Linked DNA regions of Homo sapiens: region 2 is linked to region 1. Evidence: read pairs that join two places in POLR2A ChIA-PET (ENCODE). Cell type or tissue: HepG2. All regions are shown on one strand. Each heading gives the region's core, and the rest is flanking DNA. Links, peaks and the distances in the headings are about the cores only. Region 1 overlaps LIPC (lipase C, hepatic type). Region 2 has its middle 95 kb from the start of LIPC.

Evidence for each region. ChIA-PET counts read pairs that join two places held together with the same protein. Peaks named below come from ENCODE experiments on the same cell type or tissue, not always from the same donor. Only the 100,000 strongest peaks of a DNase experiment are listed, where the experiment ranks them.
Region 2: POLR2A ChIA-PET joins it to region 1 with 5 read pairs; 5 of 35 experiments call an interaction of 5 or more read pairs at or near these places.

The regions. Positions count from the first base shown.
Region 1 is chr15:58,568,746-58,577,653 of GRCh38, forward strand. It overlaps LIPC (lipase C, hepatic type), which reads left to right. Exons shown (of 9, transcript NM_000236.3): 9 at 1-1,099. The coding sequence ends at 82. Among named protein-coding and RNA genes, the nearest start is that of LIPC-AS1, 74 kb to the left of the region's middle. In HepG2, for the core only: no CTCF peak of the experiment used is centred there; DNase peaks (open chromatin) are centred at 4,686 and 5,996.
Region 2 is chr15:58,332,368-58,341,275 of GRCh38, forward strand. No RefSeq gene overlaps it. Among named protein-coding and RNA genes, the nearest start is that of LIPC, 95 kb to the right of the region's middle. RefSeq lists enhancers at 1-706, 1-157. In HepG2, for the core only: no CTCF peak of the experiment used is centred there; no DNase peak of the experiment used is centred there.

The sequences.
Region 1 (8,908 bases), core at 1,642-6,641:
CCTACTACTTCGCCCAACCCAGGAAAAAATCTTCGTGAAATGTGAAATAAAGTCTAAAACATCAAAGCGAAAGATCAGATGAGATTTAATGAAGACCCAGTGTAAAGAATAAATGAATCTTACTCCTTATCTGGAATGGCTGCCTTATTTAGAAGCCAAAATTACATAAAGAATCTCACACAAAGCTTAAATAAAGTTTAGATTTAAGGGGGGTATGTTTCACTCTCATAAACTGAGCTTTTAAAAACGATATGATATAACTATTTTCCAGTATCAGTACAACCAAAAATGTCCCAATTTTATCTCTGGTTAAATGTTAATATATGCAAATAAGTACAAATGCAAGAGCCATTTTAGATCTGTTGTTCTAATTTACAATGTCTTTTATAATTAAGTTTCCCACATGTCCTTGCTAGTTTATTATGACCCATTTTTGAACCATGCTAGAAAGATACTTTTTTATTAGGTAACTAGTGCTTCAATAAAGCAAGATTCTAATTAATCACCACTAGTTGTGTATACCAAATACACATCCTTTAAGACAATACAGTTCTTAAAAGAAGAAAAATTATAATTATTCTAATATTTATACAAATCATATAACGATTTCACAGAACCAAACACTTACAAGTAGAATTCTACTAAAACTACTTGTGATAACAGTGAAAGCTAGACATGTGGTCATTTTAATAATGGAATTACAAATTAAATAAACATAATTATTATATCTTACTAATGCTTGCAACAAAAGCTAATTTTAAAAACTTGGAATGTCTCAAAGCATTTGCTATGGACTGAATGTTTGAGTCACCCCAAAATTCATATGCTGAAATCTAATCCCCAATGTGATGGTGTTTGGAGGTGGGGCCTTTGGGAGGTGATCAGGTCATGAGGGTGGAGCCCTCATAAGTGGGATTAGTGCCCTTATAGGGGATAAAGGATCAGAACTCTCTGCCATGTGCGGATATGAGAAGGCAACTATATGCAAACCAGGAAGTTGACCCTCACCTGGAAGTAGACTACCAGATCTGCTGGCACCTTTATCTTGGACTTCTCAGCTTCCAGAACTGTGAGAAATAAATGTTTCTTGTTTAAGCCATCCAGACTATGGTAATTTGCTATAGAAGCCTGAACTAACTGAGAGAGTTAGATGTCAAATTTCAAACTGTCCAATAAGTGAAATAATAATGTTTTGACCAGCAAATTCCATCACAAAGCACATGGTGACAATGGACGCTAAATATGGTAATCAGTTAGATATGTGTTTTACATAATTCAGAGAGGAGGAACATGTTATGCACATTAAACAAGCTAACCTAACTTGCACTTAGGCTCAGCTATATACAGACCATAATTCATATTCTCTTCACCAAAGCGGGGTAAACTGGGGCTCATGAAAACAAAAATCCTGGAAAGATGTCTGCCTCTGACTAATCAATTTAAAATTATCTTGCATGATTCACTTTTATTTCCCTTTGAAAGACCTAGAAATCTAAAACTTATGGGGTGGTGGGATAGGAAGAACAGCTGGTCAATGTTTCCAAATGAAGCATTCTGTCCTGAATGCTAATCTTACCTGCAAAAGTATTTGACCCTACTTTTAGGGAATGTGTGTGAGTGTGTGTCTAAAATTGATAGATAATAAAATGAACATTTCCCATTATGTCTAGAATACTAAGGTTTACAATAAAATGTTTGCATTGGATTGCCAGGTTTTATCATTAACGATCCAGAAGGAATTTAGAATATCACTTTTGAAAAACAACAGGGAAACACTCTTTGCTGTATATGCAACAGAGTCCATGCATATGTATTCCAGGAGACATGTATGTGAGCCTTGAAATCATCGCAGCCAGAAACAGCCCAAATGTCTGCCAGTACGATGCAGAAATGAACTGGGTTATAGTCTTGCTAATGGACTGTCGTACAACCGTAAGAAAGATAAGCCAAAGCTACACACACAAAAGAACAGAGCTGGGGCCAGCGTGAGGCAGCGAGGCATCTAGGGAGCAACATTTAAGGAAGCACTCATGCATTTTTCGTTTGCACAAAGACACAAAAAAAGGTATAGTATGATACAAACAATGGATAAACACCTGTAATCCCAGCACTTTGGGAGGCTGAGGCAGGCTGATCAATTGAGGTCAGGAGTTCGAGACCAGCCTGGCCAACATGGTGAAACCCGGTCTCTACTAAAAATACAAAAATTAGCTGGGCATGGTGGCGCATGCCTGTAATCCCAGCTACTTGGGAGGCTGAGGCACAAGAATCCCTTGAACCCGGGAGGCAGAGGTTGCAGTGATCTGAGATCGCGACACTGCACTCCAGCCTGGGCAATAGGGTGAGACTCCGTCTCAAAAAAAAAAAAAAAAAAACCAAAAGGAAACAAAACAATAAAATCATTATCACAAAAGGAAACAAAACAATAAAATCATTATCACAAAAGTGAGGCTGTGATAATCCCAGGAAAGAGGAAGGGCACCCTGGAGTTCCAGGTGCCAGCAATAGTCTACTTCTTACTCCAGGTGGTGGGTACACACACGTTCACTGATTTAACCGTTCTATATACATCTACATTTCACGCACTTTTTAGTATGAATGTCACCTTTCACAATGTGAAAATTAAAAAGGGAAAATAAAGGGCAGAGTTAAACAAACATGTTTCTACTATAGTGTGATATGTTTCAAAAGTAATATAGTTTCACAAGCAATATAATTAGAAATTATTTCATCTTTAGTAAGAAAACTTGAAGTGCCACAATACATGGTAACATTTTGGGCAGAGAATTCAACAAGCATCCAACGTGACAAGTGGTTAACTGGAACATTTGAAACTCCTCTTGGCATGTCCAAATCTGGTTGCCAATTCTGTTGTCGGTGGATTATTTTCACTTGGAGGGATGTGTTCATCGACATCACATTTTCTTAAGTATATTCGAGTAGGGAAGTCAAATTGGGAAACTGAATAATGCAGTCACATCTGTTCGTTGCACATGCAAAATGCTGGCTCGTGAACTGATTATACACACCTCTCTCCAAAGAATCTGCATTTATGAGCCCACTCAGGAAAGATAACACTAGCATCTTGCCTTTTAGGCAAAAGCTTATTTGTGCTTCTCTTGTAAGAGAGCACTGGGAAAGAAATGGAATGTCGATTACACTGCAGCTGGGCTCTTTGAGGTGAGTAAGTCAGAGAGAGAAGGAAACAAGCACTCCATTCAACATTAAAATGAACGCACTCTGCTGCATCGCAAAGCTCCCTGTCCTCAATGTTCACCTTGAGTCATGTCGGCCGCAAATACTGCAAAAGCTTGGATTGCAATACACGTCTGTGGGGCAGCAAGGCAAGGGGTAAAGCTGCCCAGTGCTGTGCTTGCCCTCCCACAGAGGCTGGACCAAAGTAAAGTCAGAGGGATGGGAAATAGACAAGCAAGATGAAGACTAAAGAAAGTCAGTCCCAAAAGGGACCATTTACATGGTCCCATAATACATACTTCTATTTGAATCCCAATGATCCGTACATGATTAATGGCTCCCGACACATCTCATTCCTTCCCTTCTCTTATCCCTTCCTCCTTTTCTTTTCTCCCCTGGAATTGCTCTGCCTAACTTAGTCCTATTTATCTACCCAGGCCCAGTTATTTTCACCAGTTGCCTCCTAGCCTGGCCAGGCCACAGAGATCTTTCTCTCTTCTGAGCGCCTGGCAATCACATAAGTGACGCTCTCCGCCATCCACTTGGCCTTTAGTTATTTGTGCCCCGCTGATTCCCCTCCAACCTCCCAGCCTCCCTGCTGCTCCCTGCCCTCCATTCAACCATTCCAGGGGAGCCCAGACCTCCTTCCCTACTCGCACGTTTCTCTCTTTATAGGCAATCTCACCCACTCCTATGGCTTTATTTATGATCAACCACATAGGCCAACCATTCTCAGTGTAGAGCTCCAGCCTGGGCCTTCTCTCCAGACCCGTATTCCCATATATTATGCAATTGTCCATTCCACAGTTCCCGCTGTGTCATCTCTCCCTGCATCCAAAAATGAATGCATGATGTTTCTTGCCCCTGGAACCTGCTCATCCCCATTCTCTCTGTTGTTTATCTCCTTGAAGGTCATTACCACCCACCCAGTTGCTGGTGGTGGACTCTGGGGAGTCATCCATTATGTGTCCTCCCCTTTGGCCCCTCACAATCCAATGATCACCATATTCCATGAATTCTACTCTTATTTCTTAAGCGTGTCTATGTCTCCCCACCTCTACTGCCATCAACCCAGCCCAAGCCGAACTATCGCTTACCCAGACATTTGCAACAACTTTCCAACTCATCCCTCAGACACCCTCCTCCCTCTCAATCCCTTCCCCTCACAGCGACCAGAGTGATCTTAAAAAAAAAAAAAAAAAAAAAAGGTTATATCATTTTCCTGCATAAAGCCCTCCCAATGACCTCCCACGTTTTTTGGAAAAAGTCCAAAATAATTACCCTGGCCTTCAAGGCTCCCAGTCAAGCCCCTACTTTTCTCCCCAGTCTTGCCTCCCATTACTCTCTGTCTGTCACTCACTAGGCCATTGTCCAGCTCCACCCACGGAGTGTCCGCCCAGCCTGCATTTTATTTTTAATTTTTATTTATTTATATATTTATTGGAGACAAAGTCTCACTCTGTCACCCAGGCTGGAATGCAGTGGTGCAATCACAGTCATTGCAGCCTTGACCTCCTGGGGCTCAAACAATTCTCCCAGCTCATCCTTCCGAGTACCTGGGACTACAAGTGCACACTGCCACATCCATCTAATTCCTAAATGTTTTGTAGAGACAGGGGTCTCACTATGTTGCCCAGGTTTAGCGTGCACTTTAGAAATGCCTGAGGAGCTTTAAAAACTAGCCCTGCCTCAGCCCCACACCTAGAGATTTTTTACTTAATTGGACTAGGGCAGGGCCCGGAGATTAAGACTGTTGAAAGCTCCCCAGGTGATCCTAATATGCACTAAGTTTGAAACCCAGAGGTCTAGACAACACCAGCCACCTCAGTTCCTTCAAAAGCGCAAAGCTCTCTCCTTGGCCCCTTCTGTTGCTTACACTCCCACCTCTCCTCCATTGCATGCTTGCAGCTCCAAGTTAGGTGTTACTGCTTGGGAGATCATTTAACAATTATCTCATCCTACCCGAGCTTCAAGCAGCTCACCCTGCCATCCATAGTCAATGTTTTTTTATTCTCCTGGTGAAATGATTTGTGGCCATGCCATGCAGAGCCACATTGGAGCCTGAGGCAAAAGGAAAAATCAGTAATAGTGAACCTGTGTTTATTTATATATTTATTTTTTAGATGGGTCTCACTCTGCTACCCAGACTGGAGTACAGTAACATGATCACAGCCCATTGCAGCCTCAACCTCCTGAGCTCGAGGGATCCTCCCACCTTAGCCTCCCAAGTAGCTAGGACTACAGGTGCATGCCACCAAGCCCAGATAATTTTTATATTTTCTATAAAGACAAGGGTTGCCCAGGCTAGTCTTGAACTCCTGGGTTCAAGCAATCCACCCTCCTTACCTTCCCAAAGTGCTGGGATTACAGGAGTGAGCCACTGCACCCAGCCTGATCTTGCTGTCACCTAGGCTGGAGTGCAGTGGCCAAATCAGAGCTCACTGCAGCCTCAACCTCCTGGACACAAGCAATCTTCCGGCCTCAGCCTTCCAAGTCACTGGGATTAGATGTGAGCCACCATGACAGCAAAATGTTTATATTTTATGTATCATAGATTTTTGCATTCATTTCCATTAGAAAAATTTTTGCATTAAAAATTTTCTTGATAACTGAGTTTTTGGAGCCCCCTTACATTTTTGCACTCAAGGCAAGTGCTTCACTAGCTTTACCCTAGCCGTAGGCCTGATCTTTGAAATGGTTTCTTTACTGCCTTTCTCCCCCACTGGCCTTGAAGCTTGGTGAAGTCAGGGAGAGGCTCTCATTGTTCACTGCATTATTCCCAGTGCTCAGCCTATCACCTGGTACAGAGTTGGCATCCTGTAAATGCTTGCTGAGTTAATAAGTGACAGGTATCTCTTCTTATCTGTATTTTTTTCCTCTTGATTAAATCAGAAGCTTCAGCTACCACACCTGTCCAAGATAGAGTTCACTGCTTCCTCATTCAGCTTAGAAACAAAGCCAGGTTGGCGAGGCGGTTGACTTCCTCCCTCCCTCATCTCTTGGCCCTGCCGGCCTCCTCTTACGTTAGCTCAGTTTCTGCCTCAATCAGTTCATCAAAATCCCTTTGGGTTCCTTGACTACATTTTTACTTTTGAAACACGTCTATCACAAAAAGAATTTTCCAGTGTCTTGGAGCTATCTTCCTGTCAAATAAGATAGAATTAGAGAATAACTGTAAGGGTCATCTACAACATCCCTCTCAACCCATTCTGTGCACAGGCACCTTGTTCACTGGCATTTCTGTCACCGTAGGTCTGGGGCACATCCTGACAGCAGGCATTCCTAACAAGCTCTCAGGCGATGCCATTGCGGCTGGTTCCCAGGCCACGCTGAGCAGCGTGAATGTAGACCAGTGTTTCCCAACTTTCCCCAATGATATGAATCACCTGGGCACTAAAAAATAAAGCTTCCCAGACTCCTCCCCTGGAGATTCGAATTCAGCGGGTCAAGGACAGATCCTAAAGATTTTTCTTTTCAACAAGTACCCGGGCTAATTCATCTCTTCAGAAAACTGGGGCAACACTGACGGAGTCCAACACCTTCCTCTCAAGAGAATATCACAGGTGTGGCCCAGCACCGCCAGGGAAAGAGCTTCCCCTACCTTGCCGTACCTTCTCCCCTCGCTTTCTTCCCTGGAAGCCATAGAGAGCAAATCAAACACATCAGCTATCTGAAGACAGTCTGCAGGAGACTGTGAGCCCCTTGAGGGCAGAAGTTGTAATGTATTTTTAGGTTTTGTTATGTGGTTATTTTAGGTTTCTCATTTTAAAGATATTTTATAAGAGTATAAAAGCAGTGCAACAATGCAAAGATATGTAAAGAGAAAGCTGGTCATCCGTCTCCCCGCACCCACCTTCTTCCCCACCCCAGCGACCCGAAGTGAAGATTGGTAACAGCCTGGCAACGTTATTCCTTCGAACATAGACAAGCATTTATCCACACTCAAGGCTTTTGTTTGCTTGTTGTTTTCACCAAAGTGGAACCATCGTATATATATTACTCTACAACTTGCTCAACTTGCTTGCTTTTTGTTTCTGTTTTTGCTTCTTTTTTTTTTTTTTTTTTTTTTTTTTTGTCTTAGTGACTTATTCGTATCCTTACATGCTAAAAGATATGGATCTTTTTTCTAATTTCCTTTTTTTTTTTTTTTTTTTTTTTTGAGAGAAATCTCGCTCTTATCCCCCAGGTTTGAGTGCAATGGCTCGATCTCGGCTCACTGCAACCTCCGCCTCCTGGGTTCAAACGATTCTCCTGCCTCTGCCTCCCAAGTAGCTGGGATTAAGTCGCCTGCTACCACACCAGGCTAATTTTTGTATTTTTTAGTAGAGATGGGGTTTCACCATGTTGGCCAGGCTGGTTTCAAACTCCTGACCGCAAGTGATGCGCCCACCTCAGCCTCCCAAAGTGCTGGGATTACAGGCGTGAGCCACTGCTCCCAGCCCTTTTTTCTAATTTCTGTATGCCTATTATACAATATTTTTTTATAAATAGAAGTATACATGCTGGAGGGGTTAGTGCAATCTTTTTCCTCCTCTTGTTACTTGGGTCAATGCCCTCTCCCCTGACCCATGTTCATAACCAGGAGTGTAATTCTGAAGTTTTTCTATAGTCATATATACTACCATATACAGACATCCCCAAAGAGAAGGGACTTGTTACTGTTTCACAAACATGTAATTATACATTCTTTTCAGCAAATTGATTTCCTTACTCAACAATATGAGCTGAAATATTTCTGGGTCAATTGGTACAGATCTTATTATTTTTTAATTTTTTTCTTAATTTTTTAGAACTCCAGTCTGTTGTCCAGACTGGAGATCAGTGGCCCTATCACAGCTCCCTGCAACCTCAAACTCCTGGCCTCAAACAAAATGCTTGGATTACAGGTGTGAGCCACAGTACCCAGCCTCACTACTTTTGATGATTGCATAATATTCCCCATTGTAGACAGAACCTTAATTTATTGTCAGTCTCATACTGATGTGCCTTCACTTTTCTCCAGCTTTTTGCCTTTCTGAAAAGTGCTGCATTTAACATCCTTATACATGTATTCTCATATACCTATTTGTGGGAAATATTTCTAGTAGTATAATTTTTTTTTTTTTTTTTTGAGACAGAGTCTCGCTCTGTCACCAGGCTGGAGTGCAGTGGTACAATCTTGGCTCACTGCAACTTCCACCTCCCAGGTTGAAGTGATTCTCCTGCCTCAGCCTCCCGATTAGCTGGGACTACAGACGCATGCCACCATGCTTGGCTAATTTTTTCTATTTTTAGTAGAGACGGGGTTTCACCATATTAGCCAGGATGGTCTCCATCTCCTAACCTCGTGATCCACCCACCTCGGCCTCCCAAAGTGCTGGGATTACAGGCGTAAGCCACCGCCACCGTGCCCGGCCCTTTTTTTTTTTTTTTTTTTTTTTTTTTTTTTTTTTTTTTTGAGATGGAGTCTCGCTCTTTTGCCCAGGCTGAAGTGAAGTGGCGTGATCTCGGCTCACTGCAACCTCCACCTCGCGGGTTCAAGCGATTCTCCTGCCTTAGCCTCCCGAGTAGCTGGGACTACAGGCACCGCCACCGTACCCGGCTAATTTTTTTTTGTATTTTTATATTTTTAGTAGAGACGGAGTTTCACCATGTTAGTCAGGCTGGTCTCGAACTCCTGACCTCAGGTGATCCGCCCGCCTCGGCCTCCCAAAGTGCTGGGATAGTAGTAGAA
Region 2 (8,908 bases), core at 1,840-6,839, 240 kb before region 1:
GGGATGGAAGGCAGGGGAGTCAGCTGACAAGATCTGCTGCTTTGTCACCAGGCCTTCTGCCCTCTTCCATGAGGCAGCTACACTCTAGGAAATGTGAGACGCCCCAGAGCCCTGTGAAGGAGACAGGACAGGCAGCCCACAGGTCTGTCACATCTCAAGGCTGATTCTCTGTTTTGTTTCCCACCCCCAGTGCCAAATGCTAAGCTGCGTTTCAGAGACAGCTCTAAAAGGGAACAAGTACCCAGCCTTCCCTGAATCCCCCAGTCATATTTTCACATACACACAAAGGAGCCTTAGAGATCATTTAAATCAATCTTCTCATTTTCTGGAAAAGAATTTGAGGCCCAGAGAGGTCAAGCAACATGACCAAGGTCATAAAGTGAATTAGAGGTGGAACTGGGAATAGAACCTGGGTCTTCTGTCTCCCAGGCCCTCTGCACTGTCTACTCACCACACTATCAGGAGAATCAGACTTGTGCTGCTGAGTGAATGGGGCCAACTCTCTCCTCCATGAATGGAGGCAACAAGGGCAACCTTTAAGGAGAGATGACTGCTGGAATTTCAGCTCTGCCCTTTGTTCTTCTCTCAGAGGGGTTCTGTGTTTGGCAGACTGTCCCCCCTCTACCTGCAGGGATCCCTGCAGTCCTGGGGGATTGGGGTTAAGCTTTCTCTCTCCCAGAAAACATAGATCACTCTGAAGGCAGTTACAAACTGAGGATGATCCACAGATTATTTCTTGGCTAAGACAAGAGGAAGTTGTCTTAAATAAACCAGTATGAGAGTTTATTGCATTCCATCTGGGTGCTTGATGATCCCATGTCCCTTTTTCTCTCTGTTGACTTTCTAAGTAAACAATTTGTTAGCTCAGAGATGACTCAAATTCATAGAATCAGTAAATGAGAAAGGACTACAAAGTTCCCCTAGTCTGAACCCCCTACACTCAGCCAGTAACCACCTCTACAACATTTCTAGATTGACACTACCCTCAGCTTGAATGCTGAGAAGGATGAACAACTCTTCCTCCCTCAGTGATAGCCCCTTTTTTGCAGGATAGACCTAAGCAGTAGGCGTCAGCCATTCTGTGATGCCAGTTTTGCCCTTTAGGTCAAAATAAAGCAAGTATTTTCTCTTCTTTGCACCACAACTTGTGTCTTTGCTCATGACTTACAGGACAAGCTAAAACAGACAAAACCATTCTTGACCCTCAAAGGCTGAGTGTCCCACTGGTGGGCTAGACAGGGCTCTTACTCAGTTTTGTGTTACCACATGATTACCATGAGTCTTTACAAAACCCTTGCCCACCTCCCCTAGAGAAATTGAGTAAGGAAGAATGATGAGTGCCAAACCTGTCCATTTGCTTCTTGCCAGCAATTCCGGTGAAAGGTCTGACTGAGGAAGAGGCTGAACCCATCTGAGGTATTCTATAATTAGCGTCTTTCTTCCTCTCCCACTTACCATTAAGGTAGACCAGGATATTCATGAAAAATTCCTCATTTGCCATTTCATTCCTTTTGGAAACCACATGTGAATTTCATTCAGTTAAAAAAAGTCAATTCCTTACCCGACACCAGGTAGCATTCTAAAGGATATAACAGTGAATGAAACAGAGGAAGCCCTACCCTCATGAAGCTTATGTTTTAATAAGGAAGACTACCATCAACTAATAGTTAAACATTATAATATCGAGAACTTATATGTACTATGAAGGAAAACAAAGCAAGGAGAGGGCAAAAGGTGATGGAGCTGCTATTGGCGAAGGCAGGCCTAGGAGGAGACATCGATTGAGCAGAGACTGGAGTGGAGTGAAGGATTCCTCCTTGGAAATGTCTGCAGGAAGTGCTGTAAGAGGAAATAACTGCAAGAAAGCCCTGAATGTTGTGCGAACGGGATCAACTAGAATGAGTTTCAGACGACTTTTCATAGGTAGATATGATTTTCAAGCCAAATTTTTCTGATAGCTGAGAAAATTCAACATGGCATTACCTGCCTTTGAAATTCTTTAGCATTCCAGAAATCAGGTGGGACCATCAGGATATGAACAAAGTGGTCAAACAATCTTACCTTTGTGAAACACTGTCTCACATGTTATCCTTTTTAATGATCACAACAACCTCACAAGGTGGATATCATTATCCATAACAAACTGAGGCTGAAGTAAGTGAAGTGTCTAGAGAGTGGCAGAGCCAAGACTAATAGAATCTGGTGTTGTGACTCTGGTCAGTACATTGGTTTACATAAGTACCCAGTTTCTTCACCAAATCACATAGTGTGGAGAAAAACACAAGGACATATGGGCTTGTAAATTTAACCTCAAATCTGAAACAATATCCAATATTGGAGATCAATATTTCTCTGATGGTGTGGCAGTGCACCATTTAGCTCTCTTCCAAGAGGAAATGCCAAAGGGAGCAGAGTTGACTGCCAGCCCCAGTTAGCATCCTTGGGGCCTGCCTCCCTATTGGTATCAAGGCCACACCTCCCCTGGGCTGCTTGTGGTGGGAACAAGTGCTAGCCCCTTCCTGCTGGACATAGGCTGCCTGCAACAAGCAGCCTTTGCATTCAGGGACTCCTGTGGACCTGGCCAGGATTCTCTGAGGAATGTGCTGCAGTCCGAGGAGCTCTGCCCAGTTCTTCCTTCCCTCTCTCCTTTCACAGGTGGCAGGTCAGCACACATGGTCTGAAGGCTGTCTGCCATCTCCTGTTTCTACCCCCTTATCCTTCACAGTCTTTTCTCCCAACACGTCTCTAGCAAAATCAACCTTGTCTTGGCATCTGCTTCTCAGAGGACCCAAATTGGCATAATTGCTAATCTAAGTGGTTTTGTTTTTATGAAAGGGCTAGATTATTAGTTCATTTTATCTTTGTCTTTCTGTACTTGAAATCCCAAAAGAAAAAGAAAAAAAAAATGCTTATTTTCAGTTATCAGTGTCAGACTTTTGGCTTCATTAATTGTTGATTTTAGCAAAAACATAAAGGGAATTTCTGAGATTTTGCTGGTGTGAACTGGGGTGAGGTCTTGGCCTGGGTTCTGGTTTTTATTTTAGCAGTTGCCAATCTGCTTTCACAGGTCCTTATATAAAGCAAACACCTCAGCTGTTGCGTTACCTGGCTGTGAATTCCAAGCTTAGAGCTAATCCAAGTTGTCAATGCATATTCTAAAGTATCTAAGTAGTCATAGAAGATTGCTGCTAAGAAGTGCTAAAGGCAATTGGAGGGATCTGGACGACCACTACCCAGCAGAAATATAATGTGAGCCACAGAAGTAAATGCAGGCACACCTCACTCTATTGTGCTTTGTGTTATTGTGCTTTGCAGATACTGTTTTTTAACAAAGTAAAGACTTCTGGCAGTCCTGCTCAAGTCTATTGCTGCCATTTTGCCAACACCATGTCCTCATTTTGTGCCTCTATGTCACATTTGGGTAATTCTCACAATATTTCAAACTTTTTTATTATTATTATATCTGTTTTAGTGATCCATGATCAGTGATATTTGATGTTACTATCATAATTGTTTTGGGGTGCTATGAACTGTACCCATAGAATACAGTGAACTTCATCAATAAATGTTGTGTGCGTTTTGACTGCTCCACTGACCAGCCATTCCCTGTCTTTCTCCATCTCCTCAGGCCTTCCTATTTCCTAAGACACAACAATATTGAAATTAAGCCAATTAATAACCCTACAGTAGCATGTAAGTGTTCAAGTGAAAGGAAGAGTCACACATCTCTCACTTTAAGTCAAAAGCTAAAAACAATTAAGCTTAGTGAGAAAGGCATATCGAAAGCAGAGAAAGACTGAAAGCTAGGCCTCTTACACCAGTCAATTATGAATACAAACGAAAAGTTATTGAAAGAAATTTAAAGTCCCACTCCAATAAACACACGAATGATAAAAAAAAAAAAGCAAAATTTAAAGTCCTACTCCAGTAAACACATGAATGATTTTTAAAAAAAGCCTTACTGCTGAGGTAGAGAAAGTTTCAGTGATCTGGACAGAAGATCAAACCAGCCACAACATTCCTGTAAGTCAAAGCCTAATCCAGAGCAAGGCCCTCAACATCAAGACAAGACCATCCAGCAGCAAAAAGATCACAACTCGCTGAAGGTGCAGATGATCATTAGCATTTTTTAGCAATAAAGTATTTTTAAGTTAAAATATACATATTGTTGTTATTTTAGACATAATGCTATTGGATGCTTAACACACTATAGTATAGTGTAAACATAACTTTCATGTGCACTGGGAAACGAAAAATCCACGTCACTCACTTTATTGCAATATTTGCTTGATCGCGATGGTCTGGAACTGAACTCACAATATCTCTGAGATATGCCTGAATAGCCACATGTGAAAAAAGAAGAAGGCCAGGCATGGTGGTTCATTCCTGTAATCCCAGCACTTTGGGAGGCTGAGGAAGGAAGACTGCTTGAGCCCAGGAGTTTGAGACCAGCCTAGACAACATAGCGAGACCTCGTCTCTAATAAAAAAAAAAAAAAATTAAATTAAAAATTAAAAAATGGAAAACAAAACAGATAAACTTCATTTTAATCTAATTATTACAACTGTAATAATTAATTTTAATAATGGTACATTTAACCCAATACATCAAAAATATTATCATTTCAACATGTAACCATATTTAAGTGTTATTGGTGAAATAGCTTACTTTTTTTTTTTTTTTTTACACTAAGTCTATAGACAAGCTACGTTTCTTTCAATGCTCAATAGCCACATGTGGCTAGTGGCTACCATGTTCAGCAGTGCATATCTAGGTACTCCCAGGTTTGAGAAATAATATTTGGATATGGAGCAGCTGACAAGCTATTTCCTGGTGTTCCCATAAACTGGTTATAGCGCTACACCTACCCCCAATGGAGAATTTGTCAAATCATTACCCGAGGGGATTTTTATTCAGGACTTTTCTCCCATTTGCTAGGAAATCTAAAATATTCATTTTGAAATAAAATATTCCTTGGATGGAGTTTTAGGCACATTTCAGATATTAGCTCCCATAATTATTTTAAATAAGTCTTTATAGCTAATCAAGTGTACAAAACCATGAGGCTATTTTCTTTTTGCAAACATGTCTAATCCTAGAGCTCTGGCAGTTCCTCATTAAGTGAGTCTGATTTCTTCTGTCCCCTTCTGCAAAGTGGCAACTGCCCACCCTCTCCTGGCCATGTATGCCCTCAGCAGAAACCACCACTCTTGACCTTGACTACTGTAAGAAAGTACTATGAAATTAAGATTCTTTTAACTGGAATCATCCATTTAAAACCTACTTCACACGAGGCAAGTATTGGGTAAGTATTTGCCTATGCATTTTCTCACTTAATTTTCAGCCTTACGTTATTATTTCCATTTTATAGTTTAAAGAAATTGAGTTTCTAAAAGCTAAGTAACTTGGCCAGTGTCACATTGCTAATCACTCTACATTCCTTTAAAAGTTGGCATTGGGAGACTGATAGTCTGAACCAATTTACAATGTTGATGGCACTGTAAATTGATTCAATCTTTTCTGAGATTAACTTGGCAATGTTTAACAGCAATAAAATGGTCCATGCCCTTTTATACAATTATTTTGGCATTTATTCTGAGAGTAATACATGCACATCCTCCTGTATACTTTAAGCCATTTCTAGATTACTTTTAATACACTCACATATCAACTTGTGCAAAGATGTTTCTGACAGAGAATTAAACACCCCAAACTTTTTCACTTATTTAACAAATATTTATTGAATACCTGCTATGTGCTAAGCAAGGATTCAGCAGGAGAAAAAAAAATTAAAGAACAAAGATGATCTCTGCTTTCATGAAGAAGTTTCATGCACAATTATCTTGAGTGCAACAGAAGAATGAATAATGAAAGCCAAGTACATAATGTTGAATTGTCTAGTAGTCTAATAGCTACATTAAAAAGGTAAGAAGAAACAAGAAAAATTACTTTAAATAATATATTTTATTTAACCCAATATATTCAAAATATTATTTCAACATACAATCAAACATAATAAATCAATTAATAATATAGTTTACATTCTTTCTTTCATATTAAGCCTTCAAAATCTGGTGGCTATTTTATACTTAAAGGACATCTCGATTTGAACACCAAATTTTCATCAGAAATACTAAATTTGTATTTAGATTTTAAAAAATATACCATTAAAAAATAGATTCATATAACCAAAGTGTTCTAAACACATTTAAAAGTTTCGAAATAAGTCAATCAAACATCAAAAATAATTTTTTTCTTTTTATTTTTTTGAGACAGAGTCTTGCTGTCTTGACCAGGCTGCAGTGCAGTGGCATGAAGTCTGCCGGCTGCAACCTCCACCTTGCTGGTTCAAGCGATTCTCCAGCCTCCTGAGTAGCTGAAACTACAGGCATGCACTACTACGCCCTGCTAAATTTTTTTGTATTTTTAGTAAAGAAGGGGTTTCATCATGTTGGCCAAACTGATCTCGAACTCCTGAACTCAGATGATCCGTCTGCCTCAACCCCCCAAAGTGCTGGGATTACAGGTGTGAGCCACCATGCCTGGACCCAATTTTATTTTAATATTTGCATCTACATTGGCCAAAATAGCTCACCTTTTTTTAGAAGAAAAAGTGTACCCATTTTAAATAAACTTTTGTCCAAGTTAGGTAAATTCACCAACTCTTGGGTCAGCTCAGTCTCACTGGCATGAACTCAAAAGAATAATATATAAATAAATAGGAAAAGAATTCTAAATGTATCAATATGAACAAAATGTCTTCCCAGTTTTTCTAGAAAAGAGACTTTTTGCAACCAATTTACATAGTACTCCAGGACCCTCCAGAGGATATGAATATCTATGGCTGCCCAAGTCCCTGATATAAAATGAAGTAGTATTTGCATACAACCTATACACATCCTCCTGTATAATTTCAGTCACTGATACATTACTTATAATACCTAATACAATGAAAATGCTTGCAGATAATTATTTTACAGTGTATTGTTTTTAAATTTGTATTACTTTTTATTGTTGTATTGTGATTTTTATTCTTTCCCAAATATTTTCTATGTACTGTCCATTGAATCTGCAGATGACATTGTAAGCTGGTTCAACCTGAGAATATAGGCCAACTGTACTTTCTTTTTTGGTTTTAAAATTTTGTTTTATTGTGGCAAGAACATTTACCATGAGATCTACCCTCTTAATAGGTTTTTGTTTGTATTTTGTAGAGAGAGACAGAGTCTGGCTTTGTCACCCAGGCTGGACTGTGGTGGTATAATCATAGCTCACTGCAGCCTTGAACTCTTGGAATTAAGGGATCTTCCTGCCTCAGCCTCCTGAGTAGCTAGAGCTATGGATATGTACCACTACACCACTACGCCTGGCTAGTTTGTTGTGTGGTTTTGGTATTTTGGTAGGGTTTCTTGTTGTTGTTGTTGTTTGTTTTTTCTTTTTGTTTTTTCTTTTTTTGGTTTTGGTTTCTGTTTTTTTGTAGAGACAAAGTCTTGCTCCGTTGTCCAGGTTGGTCTTGAACTCCTGGTCTCAAGCAGTCTTCCCACTTCAGCCTCCCGAAGTTCGGGATTATAAGCATAAGGCACGCGCCTAGCCCCTGTACTTACAGTTACAATTTAAATCTTCTGCACTTGATTTATGTTAGAAAAAAGATGTAAAATTGTTATCATTGGTTTGAATTATGAAAGTCTTCAATTTCAACATAAATTTTTGTGCCTGTCTAATTAGGTCACAAATAAGCTGTTCCTTTACTTGAAACTTCAAATTTAGCTTGTTCATATGCAGTGTAACATTGAAGAGAAAACACAAATCACATTACCATTTTGTGTCTTTGACTATTTGGCAAGTATTCCTTTGGTTTCAAGAAAATCTTGAATTGGATCTAACAGTACAGCAAATCTTTGTAAAACTCTTCCACGACTCAATCAACCAGTATTGGCAAAGAACACAGGATCGTTAAATTCATCATCTTCTATTTCTTTCAGTGGTTCCACAGACTGGTGATGATTCATAGCTTTTGCACATATACTGAACAATCTTAACAACTGCATCCATACAGCTTTCATAGTCTCCTTCAGAAAACTGAGCACATGTAGTTTCAGTAATACGTATTACATCATGGAATTAAGAATTAAGGGAAACATCAATCTCTTATTCCAAGATTCTAATAAATCTACATTTTTAAACTGATGTAACTAGATCACAATTACAACAGAAGCTAATTTTTTCATATCTAAATGAATTTCTTTGATAGCTATAAGAGATTCACGCAAGGACAGAAAACCAAACACCACATGTTCTCACTCATAGGTGGAAATTGAACAATGAGAACACTTGGACACAGGGCAGGGAACGTCACACACCGTGGCCTGTCAGGGGATTGGGGGCTGGAGGAGGGATAGCATTAGGAGAAATACCTAATGTAAATGACGAATTAATGGGTGCAGCAAACCAACGTGGCATAAGTATACATATGTAACAAACCTGCACATTGTGCACATGTACCCTAGAACTTAAAGTGTAATAATAAAAAAAAAAGAAGAAGAAAGTAAAGATTAGAAAGGTGAAGCAAAAAAAATAGAGAGATTCAAAGATATTCATGCCTTGAGTTCAACTTTTTAGGGCACAAATTCACATTTCTTTGTAAATTTGGAAGTCGTTTGAGAAGAAAGTTGTCTAAGTGCTAACTGAACAGTGTCTTTTACATCACTGAGCTCATCGAAACCTGGAGAAAAGTACTTGCAGTTTTTCAAATTTGAATCAATTTATCTTTGATATTATTAAATGGTCTTATATTCTACTAACAACTGTTTGGTGGCTTAATTGAAGATCTTTCACTTTTTATAAAATGGTATTTTTAGTCTTTTCCATTATCATTTCCAACAAATTTTCATAACTGAGATAATTTATT